Regions from separate parts of the Homo sapiens genome. Here region 2 is linked to region 1. A link is an interaction called in ENCODE POLR2A ChIA-PET data of the cell type or tissue named here. Cell type or tissue: PC-9. All regions are shown on one strand.

Region 1 (2,500 bases):
TGGCCACCATACAAGGGGCAGAAAGCTGAACATATTGCCCAGGTCAAGAAATCAGAGCCTTCCTTCCCTCCCCATTGCAGTGACAGATTCAGGAACGGTCACATGGGTGCAATCAGAGTCCTTCCTGGTGCTATGAGGAGATTGTGAGTCAGGAGTTGTAGGTGTTCATTTTAAAAACTTAGCAGGGAGATGGCAAGAAAGGTGGAGTCCTGAGCAATATCTGAGCCGCTGGATCTAGACACGTCTGAAGCCAGTTGTCCCTATCAACTTCCCTACAACGTGATTCCCCGTTTTTGCTTTTAAGCTAATTGGAATTGCATGTCTGGAACTTGCAAGAGAAAGAAACTGACTAATTCACTAGATCAAAAGGCCCTCATGGGAATGAAAAGGAAAAAACTAACAAGAGGTATTGTGAAGCTGTGTGATGTGAAAAAGAGGAAAACATCGAGAGTCTTTCTGTGGTTCAGATACCTGGTAACCAAGAATACTGCTATTACTGAGAAGGTGGAAGAAGTTGCTACTTTGGGTAGAGTTAAACGAGAAAGTTTCTGGTACTCCCAGGAGTCCAGACTACTAGTTAGCTTCCAAAGGTAAAATGCCCAATGTCACTTATGTCTGCTAAGCACTTCATCCTCTTCAGAATCTCAAACTCGTTAGTGTGTCCAAGGTCTGATTGGGATAGGGCTTTTGGACTCTGATCTTTATCCCCAACCCTGCTCAGTAACCTGGTATGAATTCTCCTTCCAAATATAATTTATTCATTAATCTGCTCATTCATTAATTGAACACAGGCTTGCTGAGTGCTTATGTGTATAGAGGACCTATATGCCAGGTATTAAGCCTATATGCCATAGTACCTATATGCCAGGTATTATGCCAGGTGCTAAGAACACAGTGATGAGAAAATAAATATGGTCCCCTATCTTCAAGAAGTTTGTAATCTAGTGGAGAAATCAGACATAGGATGGATTATCACCCACATGAATATAATTAAAAATTGTATTACATTCTATGAAGATAATAGAGATTAGTAAGAGGTATATGGGGGGATCTAATTCAGGCGGAGGAGAGTAGGATGATTAAGGGATAGCTTCTCTGGGAAAATAACATTCAAGCTAAGGTCAGGTCAGATGAGGTCAGCACTAAAATGAAAAAGAAAGGTGGAAACCAGAGGTGTTATTCTCACCCAACCATAAGAAACAAGTGATTCACCCACCAGGAATGTGAGACGGAGAGGCTTGAAACTGGTTTCTTTAAAGTGGAGCTACTTAGGGCTCTTAGAGCAGGGACTGGCAAATCAATTAAGTATTGTAGGAACCTCACTGCCTGTTGCCCAGTCACCTCTCTGTGACTCTGCTCATGTATTCATCCATTCACTCATGCATTCAAGAAATAGTTAAGGAATATCCACAAGTGAAGGGCATTGTACTAAATGATGAGGCTTCAGGAGAAGCAAGACAGCCTCCAGCCCAGCTCTCAGCAAGAAGGAAGAAGTACAGGTGGGCCCGCCTTCAGACAGCTCCAAGAGATGCCTAAGCCTTTCCCTTAGGGAATCTGCTGCACACTGGCATATGTGCATGTTTCATAAGACTTCTATCTCTGGGCCCCAATGCCTAACAGACTGGTACACTTTTTTTCTTTCATAATTCACAGAGTTAAATCTAGTTCTCCCAGTAGAGGCAAAGGTCCTCTCTACACATAAAGCTAAGAAAGAGATCACATGTGACAACATGGCAGGCTGACACCAAACACAGCGTGGCTGCCCAGTCCCTCCAGATAAACATAAGGAAAGGTCATCCAAACACAGGAAGACAGCCGCCCCCTTCCCTTTTCCTTTACCCCCTCCCCTTCCTCCCTCTGGCTCCCTTATCCCCAGAGGGTGGACCCAGCCTTTCCCAAAGTTTATTCTAAGAGCTCCAGGCTCCCACAGTGGAACGTGCTGTGGACATGGGAATACAACAGCCTAGCCAACAGGGAGAACCAAAAATATAAACTGAGATATTTAATAGATTTCTGTTCCCCCCCACCACCGAAAAAATTGTGGCAGAAATGTCTGGTACTACTGTTTTTACTGTCCTTGATATGTCAGCCCTTCCTAGAAGGTGGTCTTCTAAAGTTTATCGCATTTGTCAGCAAACACTTTGCAGAGAAAAGTTAAGCTCTTTCTTAGGATTTCTGTGCCACTCACATAATCCACTAAACAAATGCAATAAATTTTAGGGAACAAATTCCAAAAAGCCTTGTATTTCAAATGCCAGCGATGAGTTTAACAAGAGTACAAGTAACACTAAAACTGAAGGAAAAAAATTAGAAGGCTGAATTTCCTCTAAATTCAAGATTGGAATTTTGTAAATAATCAGGAATCCCAGAGTCCATAAATAGAAAGTCATTTTATCTTTTACTGACATACTGATCAAAACAGTGGTGAGAACATAAGCTTTGGATTTTACTTGCCACTTAGGAGAAAACAACATTAATACTGCAGGATTATGTACCTCGA
Region 2 (2,500 bases), 98 kb after region 1:
TATGGTCAAGTTGGCAGAGGCAACTAGAACTAACATTGGAATTCAGGTAAGTGTTCTGTGAACTTCGGGGGTTCTATAATAAGAAACTACTCATGAACTCCCAATAATTTGCAAAATCAGAATATTTCAGTTAATATAGGAAAGCACTTAAATGCTGATCTTTTTATTGACAAAATTATTTTAAGTTTAGATGGATGTCCATTATGAAAAAATCTAGGAAATACGCTTTTTTTTTCGTCTTAAGACAGGGTCTCACTCTGTAACCCAGGCTGGAGTGCAGTGGCGTGATCTCAGCTCACTGCAACCTCTGTCCCCCGAGGCTCAAGCGATCCTCCCACCGCAGCCTCCTGATGACCTGGGACTATAGGTGCCCACCATGCCCTGGCTAATTTTTGCATGTTTTTGTAGAGATGGGGTTTCACCATGTTGCCTAGGCTGGTCTCAAACTCCTGAGCTCAAGTAATCCACCCACCTTGGCCTCCCAGAGTATTGGGATTATAGGCATGAGTCACTATTCCCAGCCAGAAATTTACAATTTTATACAAATACTGATTGTCTTGATAGCTACTACTTTTGCTAACCAGTTTTATGATTAATTATAATTAATTTTCTTCTATATTTTTCTCATAGTCATGTTTTTGACTAGTTATTTTTCTGGGGGCAAAAGTCTAAACTTAGTTTCCCTTTTTGAAGAAGGGTAGTGATGTGTTTGGAATTCTAGTGCCATTTCTATTGTAAAATTTACTTTTCAATTTTAAATTTTAGGAGTTCATGCCACTGCAGTCTCTGTTTACTAATGCTCTTCTTAATGATATAGAAAGCAGTCACCTTTTACAACAAACAATTGCAGCTCTCCAGGCTAACAAATTTGTGCAGGTAAAGATTAATTTATATGTATAATGCACTTTTATTTTTAAGCAATGGCATGCCATTAGAAAATTGCTTTTCTCTTTTTCCATTTTAAATACCTTTCACAGCCTCTACTTGGAAGGAAAAATGAAATGGAAAAACAAAGGAAAGAAATAAAAGAGCTTTGGAAACAGGAGCAAAATAAAATGGTTAGTATTAAAATGGAGTTTCATGTACCTATTTGTGAACATTTAAAATAATCTGCAGTATATACTGACCTTCCTTGCTCTCATTTTTCTAAAATATTGTCTTAACTATCTTGCTGAATATGCTAAAGACACTTGTTCAGTAGGATTTCTTTCATATTCTGTGTTTAATACTCTTTTCGGTGTAGCTTGAAGCAGAGAATGCTCTCAAAAAGGCAAAATTATTATGCATGCAACGTCAAGATGAATATGAGAAAGCAAAGTCTTCCATGTTTCGTGCAGAAGAGGAGCATCTGTCTTCAAGTGGCGGATTAGCAAAAAATCTCAACAAGCAACTAGAAAAAAAGCGAAGGTTGGAAGAGGAGGCTCTCCAAAAAGTAACGATCTTTTTCTTTTTTATTTGCAAGTTGAATTAGCGGTAATCTGCCAGGAGTTTGGTGTCAAAGTTCTGCGTCTGCCAAGACTGCCTGGAAAGGCATGTTAAAACATGGCTAAGCCCATCCCCCAGAGTTTCTCATTCAGTAGGTCAACATTTTTTAATAGGCTCTCAGGTCGTGCTGATGCTGTTGGTGAAGATCCACATTTTGAGAACCACTATGCTGAGACCTGAATTTTGGAGTTTGTGAAAGAATGTCTTAGAGAAGGCAGTAGTTTATTTTACTTGACAAGAAAGTTCACCTTTTAGGCAAGTGTGTGTGTGTATGTGTACTAATTCAGGCACCTGATAGCAAGGATAGGCAAAAGCTTTGTATTATTGATGAAATGTAATTTTACGAACAAATTCTGTAAGATTATATGGAATATAGTAAATATAAATATAAAATGCTATTTCAAATAGAAGCAAATATTTTATAGACAGTGTACTAATTATAAATTGTACATGGCTGTCCATTAAAATCAACTGCCTTTGAATCACTGACCAGAACAGATTAACTTCAGAAGTATTATTTTGAAAACAGAAGATTTCAGAATTTTCAGTTATTTCAACTTAGCTTTACTATAGTAAATATTTGTTTAAAATATAAATTCTAGTGTTATTTTTTTTTCTGTGATATTTGTGAAGGTAGAAGAAGCAAATGAACTTTACAAAGTTTGTGTGACAAATGTTGAAGAAAGAAGAAATGATCTAGAAAATACCAAAAGAGAAATTTTAGCACAACTCCGGACACTTGTTTTCCAGTGTGATCTTACCCTTAAAGCTGTAAGTAATTTCTTCAGTATTTTGAAGGCAAGAAGAAAAGACCATCAGGCAAGGCATGGTGGCTCACACCTGTAATCCCAGCACTTTGGGAGGCTGAGGTGGGAGGATCACTTGAGCCCAAAAGTTTGAGGTTATAGTGAGCTTCGATTATGATTACCCACTCTAGAGTGGGTGATCAAGAAAGAGAGAGAGAGAGAGAGAGAGAGAGAGAGAAGGAAGGAAGGAAAGAAGGGAGGGAGGAAAG

What was found. ChIA-PET counts read pairs that join two places held together with the same protein. Peaks named below come from ENCODE experiments on the same cell type or tissue, not always from the same donor. Only the 100,000 strongest peaks of a DNase experiment are listed, where the experiment ranks them.
Region 2: POLR2A ChIA-PET joins it to region 1 with 7 read pairs; 1 of 35 experiments calls an interaction of 5 or more read pairs at or near these places.

What each region holds. Positions count from the first base shown.
Region 1 is chr1:94,299,111-94,301,610 of GRCh38, reverse strand. The region is part of intron 2 of ARHGAP29-AS1 (ARHGAP29 antisense RNA 1); the gene reads right to left. It also overlaps a transcript of ARHGAP29 not described here. Among named protein-coding and RNA genes, the nearest start is that of ARHGAP29-AS1, 52 kb to the right of the region's middle. In PC-9, no CTCF peak of the experiment used is centred here; DNase peaks (open chromatin) are centred at 220 and 1,230; H3K4me3 peaks cover 971 bases; H3K27ac peaks cover 2,500 bases.
Region 2 is chr1:94,201,476-94,203,975 of GRCh38, reverse strand. It overlaps ARHGAP29 (Rho GTPase activating protein 29), which reads left to right. Exons shown (of 23, transcript NM_004815.4): 8 at 1-46; 9 at 766-876; 10 at 978-1,058; 11 at 1,244-1,432; 12 at 2,119-2,256. Among named protein-coding and RNA genes, the nearest start is that of ARHGAP29, 35 kb to the left of the region's middle. In PC-9, no CTCF peak of the experiment used is centred here; no DNase peak of the experiment used is centred here; H3K27ac peaks cover 2,164 bases.